2 separate regions of the Mus musculus genome follow, and region 1 is linked to region 2. A link is a loop called in an ENCODE intact Hi-C map of the cell type or tissue named here. Cell type or tissue: heart. All regions are shown on one strand. Links, peaks and the distances in the headings refer to the core of each region. The heading gives the core; the rest is flanking DNA.

Region 1 (5,373 bases), core at 221-5,220, 85 kb after region 2:
AAGGTCTCTGCTGAGCAACAGACACTGGTACATGTGTGATGCTCTACCCCCTCATGCCTGCCCCTTTGTTTCATTCCCATGCCTCACAGGCTAGAGCTCAGAACAGCAGGACAAGCCACCAACCACCATCAACAGCAAGGCTGAGAGAGCATAGGACATGTATACTGGGGTGTGTGTGTGTGTGTGTGTGTGTGTGTGTGTGTGTGTGTGTGTAAAACACAAGAGCTATAGTGGGCAGGGCCAGTGAAGAGGGCCTTATAAGTAACCATTTGCAGGAGCCATGGCATCTTCCACAGCCTGAAGCTCCAGTGTTCACAGTACTGTTGCTCCCAGAGAGGTAGCAGCCCTCATACCACTGCCTGCAGCTTCCCATTCACAACCCACAAAGTTGCGAAGGCCTAGGGCATGGAGAGAAAGCCCTGGGGAGGCTCCTCTGCCCTCTCCAATTAACACCTCTGAGGAAGAGCTGGGTCCTGAGGGGCTGGGATAAAAAAAAAATGGGGACATTTCACAGTGGAGACAAGAGGGAGGAGGTTGGAGAACAGTGAAGGACCATCCAGAAGAACAAGCCTGGCAGGGAGCAGACTCTGAGGCCAAGGGCTCTCACAGATGAGCGATGGCAACTGGAACGAGGAGGAGACAGCTAGAGAAGCAAGCCAAGGTCCTGTGACCAGAAGACCTCAAGGAACATACAAGCTATGCTCGGGCGCATCGATCCATTTGTGCAGGGCTTAGCCCCTGGGAAACCCACGTGTCTGGCTGCAATCTTTGAGGAGCCCACGAGGTTGCCATCAGCATCCAGGACATCAATTCCTTCCTCTAACTCCCCATATCGCATCAGGACCACGTTGCAGATATTGGCACTGGCTGGAGAGAGGAATACAGAGAGGGGTAGTGAGGCACGGATGGCTTCCCACCTGGCTCCACCTCCAGACATGGTTCCCCAACCCCCAAGAGCTCTGTGAATCCAGAAAGGTAGAGTCCTCTATTTTGCTTTCAGCCGGGGCAAAAGATCCTAAGGCCCTTTGAGACCCTGGAAGCATAGACCAAAAAAAGTAGCAGGTGGAAATATGGCGAAGGCTTTGGGAGTTGCCACCTATAGAGGGCGCTGCTCGCCTCTTCTGGGGCCAGTCTCCAGGCAGGGGAAGCAGATGTGTAGACAGACAGAGAGAGAGAGAGCTCTCTGGCCCTAAGATGCATCCCCCTGGGGCCTGATGTTCTACCACCAGCAACTCTGTCCCTTAGCTACATAAAATGCTTTTAAATGCCACTCCCCAAATTCAGTCCTGCATGTCTCTCGAAAGCCAACCAAGAGACAGGCATCCACAACAGCAGGTGACAGACAGAGCAGACCTCGGTGCCTACCCGCCCTGCACCCATCATATGCACAGGACACAAGCTCAGAGAGCAAGCGTGACTTAACTGAAGTCACACAGCAAAGTGGAACAGAGTGGAAAGGTTTCAGCGCCTGAACCTCAGGTACCCAAGACGGGATCTGGGGGGAGCACGCAGAGTCTTCCTGAGCTTCACCTGCTCCACTTGGCCACACCCCTCCCTAGTCTCAGCTGAGATCTTAGGGACCTAAGGCCGATAGGAGGTTCCTGGATCCTTAGAGAAGCACTAGATGAAGGTGGCTGGTACAGTTGCCCTGATCCCCTTCACAGGGACGTGCAGGCCAGGCCCATGCCGCTGTACTGATATAGATCTGGCCTGAAGTCCTCCAGCCCTGCTTCATGATGGAAATGGGGAGACTTGGGGGTGGTAGGTGGGTGGTGGGAAATGTGGTGGGGGGGGTGACAAATGCAGAGCCTGCCTGCTCCACTCCTCCCCCCAAAGCGCCTTGCTGTGTTTAAAGTTTTAATTTTTGCTAATTAATGTCAATTAATTTTGTATAATGAGTGTTTAATTTTGGGGAGTGTGTGAGCCTGGGAGCGACTGCAGTTCTGGGCTGTGAACGCTGATTAGCATCAACACCTGCTGCTTCCCCCTCTCCAGTGGGGGGGCACCCGGGTTTGGGGAGCTGGAGGGTGGTGAGGCTCAGTGGGCAAGTGGAGTGGGAGGGAGCCCACAGATGCTCCTGGGACCTGAGCCAAGGGCTGGGGAGCCCAGCAGTGCAGGGTGTTCACAGCTGGGGGACAGGATTCTGCAGGTGAAGGCTGGGCTGGGAACCAGGGCTCTCTGAGACTCACTGTCCTATTGTAATCAAGTAGGGAGGTGGAATCAGCCGAGGCGAAGACCAGGAGGCACTGCAGTCTTTGGAGAGGGAAAGCCGGAGAGCAAACAAGCTCTGAAATGTATTTCGAGCGCATATGCTATCTTTGAGTGTCTCCACTGTTTCCACACGATGCTGATCAACACTCACCATGGCAGACTTTCTGTGGCAAGGACTCGAGCCTCTGACTCCTGTCCCCACAGTACACACATTTCAACCAGGGGCCACGTGGGGAGAACGTTCTTTATTATTCATAGTTTGGGGGTTGGGGTGGGGCCATTACTGGCACATGGCTGGCAGAGACAGTGAGGCTGTGAAACACGGCCTCTTACCTGGCCCCAAAGTCAATAGTGCCTCGACAGAGACACTCACACCCTGGTTTGTTTTGAGATAGGGTCTCTCCATGTAGCCCAGACCATTCTCAAACTGGCCATTCTCCTGCCTAAGCCTCCAGAATGCAGTTTCCACAACGTCTGAGAAATCCTTGCCTTAACCACATCTAAAGGCAGAATTAGGAAGGAGGGTCTGAGGTAAAGACTTGGGGTGAGAGGGTAGGCCATGGAAGATGATGGGCAAGGTGCATGGGTTTGGGGCTTCTTGCTTGGGATTCATTCCCAACTTTCTCTCTCTCTCTCTCTCTCTCTCTCTCTCTCTCTCTCTCTCTCTCTCTCTCTCTCTCTCTCTCTCTCTCTCTCTCTCTCTCTCTCTCTCTCTTTTACTTGGTCTCAAAGGCGAGCTCCTGATAGACCTGGATTGCTCAGGACCCATCAGGCCTCTTAGATGGCCTTGGGAAGCAGTTCCTGGCCTCTGTTGGTGACCTGCCCTCTAGTGGCCTCAGAGATACTCTGCAACCCCTTTGGCCTTTGGGCTGTCAGGCCCTGCGTTCTGAAAAGACGTGAGTGACTGAGTGGGAAAGTAGGGTTTTCTGTCTGAAAGGGTGGACCCCTACCCTCAAGAATGCCTTCCATTTCCAGCACTACTGTTCCGGCCAAGGTGGCACAACTGCGATCCCCAAGTAGGAGACAGTGAGTCCTGTCCCTCCTGCTGGGCATTCCCAGTACTGCACTCAGGGTCTCCAGGAGATGTCAGGAGACAGGCTACACTCACACTGAATGCCAGACTCTGTACCCACCAGGTCAGGAAGGCAGGAGGAAGCTCAAATGACTCCAGGCCCCACTGTGTGTGTTTACATAGAACAGGGGGCTGATGAGAGTGGGGGGGCAGGCCTTGAAGGTGACGGACAGTGGGCCAGTCAGGAGCAGGGTGCCAACTGACTTTCTCTCCAGTTTCCAAGTGTGGATGTAAGGATCGCAGGACAGAGAACTACATGTGAGACAACAACAACAACAACAACAACAACAAAAAGTACAACCAGGAGTGGTGACGTGGACCTGATATTCTAACACTCCAGAGGGAAGCAGAGGCAGGAGGATGATAAAAGCTCAAAGTTATCAACAGTTACAAACTGAGTTCCAAACCAGCTGGGGCTAGACGAGGTCCTGTGTTAACCCTTCAAAGGTCACACAAGAAAGTGATGACCCAGACTGCATTTGTCTCTCACCAAGTCTCTCCAGGATGTCACTGGAGAACAATGGCTCTGTCATTTAAGCTACCTTGATGGAAAAAAAAGGGATAACTAACATCAAAGTAAAAACAGCCCCCACCAGGGACAGCATTCTTTGACATGATTGGCTATGCAGATGACATGTGCCGTTTAATCTTCTCTGTTGCCCCTACACTCTAGTTACAACCAGCCCTAGAAGAAATCATCCCCTGTAACAAGTAAGATGGATGTCCCATGCAGGGACTGCACTTCAACTGCTTCATCTGGGCCATTCAATTTTTCCATTTCCCCCCAGAGACCTTCCCAGATCTCTCCTACCCCATTCCAGAGAGAGAGAGAGAGAGAGAGAGAGAGAGAGCACGCACATGGGTCTCCCTTTTGACACACCAACAGATCTATCATCGACAATATCAGCAGGTTAATTAAGCAGTCTATTAGTGATAATGTTACAAAAACTGGCACATTTTCAACTCAGATCGACACCATTCAAGACTCAGGCATGACTGACACCGGAGCAACAATACGGGGAGACATCATGAACTGGGGGAGGGAATGACAAAAGCACTCTTGACTGCCACAGATGTTCTTGCATGAACCCACTGCCATGCAAAACCGTGCAGACAGTGAAGGGCTGACGCAGCAGCATCCAGAGTCAAAGGGACAATGTGAGAGACAGACGGACAAAGGGACAATGTGAGAGACAGACGGAGCAGCTTCCTCTCTGAGAAGCCCACCTCTGAGCTCGCACAGGACAAGAGATCAGCAGGGCCAGGACAGGCAGCACACACCTGTCTCAGAAGCTGGCCGCTGGGAAGGCAGGCGCATCAGCCCGTGCAGGAGGAGGACTGTTCAAACATGCCCAGGAAGAGCCAGAGGCCACAGACTTGGGGGAAACGAGATTCCATAACTCCTCAGCTCTGAAATGCATTTTTCCCACATCTTAATATCCTAAAAGTTATGATGTGTGGGGCTGGGGTGATGGTACAGTTGGTAATGTGCTTGCACAGGGTTGGCCTCAGTTCAACCCCCAGAGCCCTTATAAAAAGCTATGTGTGGTAGTACATGCCTGAACCCCCAATGCTGAGGAGATGGAGACAGGAGGATACCTATGGCTTGCTGGCCAGTCTCACTAACCTAATAGCTGAACACTAGATGTTAGTGAGCAACTCTGATTCAAAGTACAAGGTATGGACATGTGAGATGGCTCAGTGGGTAAGGCACCTGCCGCCAAGGCTAACAACCTGAGTTAAGTCCCTGGAGTCTTCATGGTGGAAGGAAAGGGCCAGTCCCTACACACTGTCCTTGGCCCTCCACACAGGTGCTGTAGCACATGAGTTTACAACACACACACACACACACACACACACACACACACACACACACACAATCATAATGGCTGTCAGGGAGCAGGGGCATCTTGTCTGCTACCCAGCATAATTGACAGGACCCCTGTGGATTTAACGACGGGTATGAAGATCGCTTCATTCAGCTGTCACCTCAGCCGACCACAGCAATCCACACAGAACTTGAGCTCAAACTTAGATTCCTAATTGTTGCCTGAAACATCTTTTTTAAAACTTACACTATAATGGTGCAC
Region 2 (5,373 bases), core at 213-5,212:
ACCTGGCTAGCACAGCAGAGATGGACTGAGATGTGGGAATTGTGGGTGAGATGGCCCAGAGGGCATGAGTGTGGCTGCCTCTTGTCTGCTGTGCCTTGGCACGGCAAGGGAGAGACCCCTTCCCTTGTATTTGCCCTCACCATGGAGGCAGGAGGAGAGTTGGCTCCAAGAGGTCATGAGAGCAGGAGAGCTGGCCCTGCCCCTCACCCGGGCAGCACAGTAGAGCTGACCCTGATGGCAGGGCTACAGGGGAGCTGGCCCTGAGGATGTGCACATGGGAGAGCTAGCCCTGCCTCTCGTCTGTTATGCAGCAGTGACTACCACCCTAGTCCCTAGCCACCTAAAGCAGGCAAGAGAGCTCTGGGCTCATGAGAGAGGGAGAACTGTCTCTGCCTCTCCCAACCCTCCCACCTGCTGCTTGTCTGCTGGGCACTGGTAAGTAAGAGGCAGAGACACACACTCTGCCCCTCCGTCACCATCTGTGGCAGACAAGAAAGCTGGTCACAGGATTCTGAGTGGGAGAACTGGCCATGTCCCTAACTGGCTGCAGCACTCAGGGGCAGTCCCTGCACCTCACCTGGGCAGCAGGGTAGAGCTGGCACTGGTTGTGGGGGTTGAGGGTGAACTGGCCACATGGGCATGGATGCATGAGAGCCAGGAGGCTGACTGTCTCTGAGCCTCTCAGGCCCAGATGCAGGCTTTCAGTTGGTTCACCCCATCTATCCTATCAGTGAACTGCTGGAGTGCACTAAGAGGCTGGTTCTACAGACCCAATACTACAGGATTTCCATGACTCAGGGAAAGACCAGCATATCCAAGAAGAGTTCCAGTGACGTTCCATTATTGAGTAGCACAAGTCAGAGGCTCCATACTGGACGAACAAGTCATTGCAATGAACATTTACAAGCAAAGAAGTGTGGACAAAAAAGAATATTATGGGCACACTGATGCACTACAGCTCCCAAGAGATGTTTTTTCTGTATTGCTGGGAAAGGATGCAAGAGTGGAGGACAGGTACAAGGGGAAGGGGAGATGAGTGGGATTGGGGTAGATGATGTGAATGAAGTTCACAAAAAAAAACAATAAAAATTTAAAAATCTAAATAAAGAAAACACAACATAACAAAAAAAACGCCATTTAAACAATGGGATTTTATTTCCATTATAGAAGACATTACCATGATTAAGGGGTGCAGAAGGTTAACATTAGAAGAACTGATCCAGGCGGCCTTCCTTTCTCCTCAGTGCAGGGCCATCTGCCTTGGCTTCTCGGAGGTGCCTGGTCCCATGCTGCATGGAAGTGAGACATCCAGGTGACCCACAGGGCTGACAAAGCTGGGATCTCATTGCCAGGCCACCAATTGGAAACTACTCAGTAGTAATGAGACTCCCCCAATGTGGGAAGCCGCCCTCACATTCGCCGTTGCAAGATGGCGCTGACATCCTGTGTTCTAAGTGGTAAACAAATAATCTGCGCATGTGCCAAGGGTAGTTCTCCACCCCATGTGCTCTGCCCTCCCCGTGATGACAACTCGGCCGATGGGCTGCAGCCAATCAGGGAGTGACACGTCCTAGGCGGAGGATAATTCTCCTTAAAAAGGGATGGGGTTTCGCCATTCTCTCTCTTGCTCTGGCTCTTGCTCTCTTGCACTCTTGCACTCTTGCGCTCTTGCGCTCTGGCTCCTAAAGATGTAAGCAATAGAGCTCTTGCTCTCTTGCTCTCTGGCTCCTGAAGATGTAAGCAATAAAGCTTTGCCGCAGAAGATTCCGGTTTGTTGCGTTCTTCCTGGCCGGTCGCGAGAACGCGTGTAAGACCCCAAACCATCCAGCATCCATGGAAGAACTTCCTGGAGTTCTCAGCATTATCACCCTGCCTGAGTCTTCTAAGTCTTACCCACCAGGATGCTCCTGCAGAAAGGAGGTCAGGCCTTGCAAAGGGCCACCTGGGGCTTAAGTCGACTGTGGACTTCTTCATCAGTATATTTAGTATGCATGCATGTGCACTCTCACATGATATATTTAACTTGTGTTCTTGTCCATGTGTGTCCTTGTGCACATGCACATGTGTGCTCAACTTTATATGTGCATTGTTCACATCTACACATGTACAAATGTCAATTCACAGATGCTGAACACCTGGACTTTTAGACACAGGCATCCGAAAGGCCATTGAACTTGAAATGCACCTGGCACACGCCTTTAACCAGGAGGAAGAGGAGGGGATGGGTCTTAGTGAGTTCTGGGCCAGCCTGGTCTACAGAGTGAGTTACAGGATAGTCAGAGCTCAATATAGAAACACTGTCTCAAAAAAAAAACATGAAAAAAGGGAAGTGTATATGTCTCCATCTTCAAGTGCTGAGTCTTCTCTGCACTCTGGGGAATAAACTCAGATCTCACATGGGAAGCAGGCACTGTAAGCACAGAAAAGGTCATTATGCCAGCCTTCTTGTGCTTCTAAATCTCTCCCACTCTTGACTTGCAGCCCAGCCAACTCTCATTGAGGACCCGAGGACCAGGAACAGCAAGGTGTCTATGCGACTTCTTCCAGGGACCTTTCCCTGGGCAGCCCAAGTATGAATGGTATTTTGTTCCTTTATTATGGCGTGCATAGAAAAAAGGAAGGACAGGGTGTTGCTACAGAGCGGCCAGAAGGGGGCAGGATAACATCAGTTTATAACTACTGCAGAGCCAAAAGATTGGAACTTGAGAGGGGTGCCCTCTGATGGTTGGCTTCCCAGTCCGCCCTAGCTAAGAACTGCCTAGTCCTACCACTTGAACTTTCTGAAACAAAGAGGAGCTAGCCGCTAGCCTGCTTGCCTGTAATTCCGATGGACTCTAGCTCACCTCAGACTAAAAATGGATCAAAGCAATCTCTATGTCTTTCTCTCCTGTCCTCCTCAGACATCTCCAGAGAGCTGGGATATTTTTCTTTCCCATTTGAGATTATGAAGTTGTTTCTAGAGTGCATGACACAGGTTGAAGGATAAGTACACAGGTCCCAAGGAACCAAGCGTTTTCACTGACAGTGATGAGTCTTGTTCGTGAGATTGTTGTGATTCTCAGCCTTTCTCTTCCCCTGTGTGTGCTCTTCATTTTCTGGTTCTGTCTGCCTAGCACCTCCTGGGGAAGCTGCTGTGCTTTTCCAGAGAAGGCTTCTGTTAATCAGAGTGCAAAGGGACCACAAGCTCTACGCAGGCAAGGACTTCATCCAAGACTGTCACTGGTCTCTAACTGGTATGTCCTGTATGGATAAAGACAAACCAACCCTGGAGGGGGAAGCTGATCCTGGAACAGGGTGGAAATTGAGAAAGGGGCTGAACTTATGGGAGTGGCGTTCAAGGGGAACTTAGAAGCACTAGGAAGGGGACTGGGATTTCCTGCTGAGCCATGGCTCCCTGGCTATTCGTCACTTTTTTCACCCAAACACGAGTGGATGCTGGCCTGAACTTCCACTGTCCAAAGCCAAGGATAGGCTCCGCCCCACGCTGGTTAGGTAGCAGCCCATGAAGTTGAGCTCCAGACAAAGAGTGTGGCAGGCTGGGAAGCGCTGTGTGCGTGCTGACCGGGGCCTCCTGGGGCTTTTGTCCCGCCCTGGCCCCGCAGCTAGCCCGGTTGCAGTTACCGGGTTCGGTGATGCTCCTAAACGCACGCTGTGAGTTCGTGCTGTGGCAACTGAAGGAGGAGCTGGGCTCGCAGCAGCCGGGCCTGCACCCGCTCCACACACCACTCTGGCAGCTGCGGGCACCGAGGCCGGCATGCAGCGGTTGCCTCTGAGCGCGATGCTGAGCTCCCGAGGCCCGAGGGGCTGCAGCGCCTGCTGCTCATCAACAACGCAGGTGAGACTCCGGTCCAGACCCCGGCTGCGAGCTCTCACCTCATCGCCTTTTGGGTAAGAGGAGGGCAAGTTCGCAAAAGTCCAAAGTCCAAGAGGGTGTACCAGTGTCACTGATGAGTGACAGTGCCTCCTGGCGGGTGTGTGAGTCAAGACTTTTTGAACAAATCTCTCTGCTTTACTAAAGAGCATTCAGGAGTAGTCTTAGCTTGCATTAGGGGTGTCTGCAGAGCTGGGGCAGAGGGATAGCAAACGCCTATGGGGAGGAACTGAGGAAGGCTGAGGAAGAAGAGCGCCCCAGTTGTGCCATTTCTTTGGTCCTGTTTTTTTTTTGTTGTTGTTGTTTGTTTTTGTTTTTGTTTTTCAGCCACTCTTGGGGATGTTTCCAAAGGCTTCCTCAACGTGAATGACCTAGCTGAGGTGAACAACTACTGGGCTCTGAACCTGACCTCCATGTTCTGTTTGACCTCCGGCACCTTGAATGCCTTCCGGGATAGCCCTGGCCTGAGCAAGACTGTGGTTAACATCTCATCTCTGTGTGCCCTGCAGCCCTACAAGGGCTGGGGTCTGTACTGTGCGGGGAAGGCTGCCCGAGACATGCTCTACCAGGTCCTGGCTGCTGAGGAACTGAGTGTGCGGGTGCTGAGCTATGCTCCAGGTAGGTGGGTGCTCCTGACAGTGCTGTCCCTAGACTTAGCTGGTACCTTTCTGCCACACCACCTCCAATAGGATCTGTGTGACAAGTGCCACAGAGTGAGGAGATTGACCTCAAAATGGGGAGGCCTCCTGGAAGCCATTATGGAACTCTTTGCCGGAGAAAAAATTATTGAGCTGTAGTTCTCATGGTGATCTATCTGTTTTGTTTTTTCTTATTCCTTTTCTTATTTACATGTTCTGATAGCCTAGACCAAGATCTTAAGTGAGAATAATGGGTCAGAAACCATCCCTAGAGATAAGGTCACTACAGGACCTTATCCCCAGGGAAGCCAACACTTTACTTTGTAAATCATTTACAAAACTATGATGATAGATAAAAACTTTCCCAACAGCCGGGCGTGGTGGGGCATGCCTTTAATCCCAGCACTCAGGAGGCAGAGGGAGGCAGATTTCTGAGTTCGAGGCCAGCCTGGTCTACAAAGTGAGTTCCAGGACAGCCAGGGCTATACAGAGAAACCCTGTCTCAAAAAGAAACAACAACAACAACAACAACAAAAAAACCCCAACTTTCCCAACAGTAAAATTTCATATGTGTGTCATCAGAGGTGGGTTTTGGTATATGGTAAAGAAAGCCTTAATTAGAAAAAAATTAAAATAGTTTAAATTTACGTGTTGAAGATTTTTTTAAAAATGAGGCATTAGATGTTAAATAATAATTGACCATGGGGCTGGAGGGTTAGCTCAGCAGTTAAGAGCACTGACCATTAAAAATTTATTAACCTGCTCCTGGAAATATGCCACAAGCCTTGGACGACAGCCCCCACTGAATACATCCCTTTAGAACTGTTATATTTTGATGATTTATAATGATATTACCTGTTCTGT

Evidence for each region. Peaks named below come from ENCODE experiments on the same cell type or tissue, not always from the same donor. Only the 100,000 strongest peaks of a DNase experiment are listed, where the experiment ranks them.
Region 1: a loop joins it to region 2, with 5 times the contacts of the local background. A loop is called at or near these places in 23 of 42 quality-filtered maps.

The regions. Positions count from the first base shown.
Region 1 is chr6:85,236,089-85,241,461 of GRCm38, forward strand. Sfxn5 (sideroflexin 5) reads right to left here. Exons shown (of 14, transcript NM_178639.4): 11 at 752-867. Among named protein-coding and RNA genes, the nearest start is that of Emx1, 51 kb to the left of the region's middle. In heart, for the core only: CTCF peaks have their summits at 1,100 (motif pointing right) and 3,212; a DNase peak (open chromatin) is centred at 3,263; H3K4me3 peaks cover 317 bases; H3K27ac peaks cover 32 bases; H3K27me3 peaks cover 743 bases.
Region 2 is chr6:85,151,481-85,156,853 of GRCm38, forward strand. It overlaps the pseudogene Spr-ps1. Among named protein-coding and RNA genes, the nearest start is that of Gm33200, 12 kb to the right of the region's middle. In heart, for the core only: CTCF peaks have their summits at 2,669 (motif pointing right) and 3,955; DNase peaks (open chromatin) are centred at 2,671, 3,581 and 3,971; H3K4me3 peaks cover 900 bases; H3K27ac peaks cover 812 bases.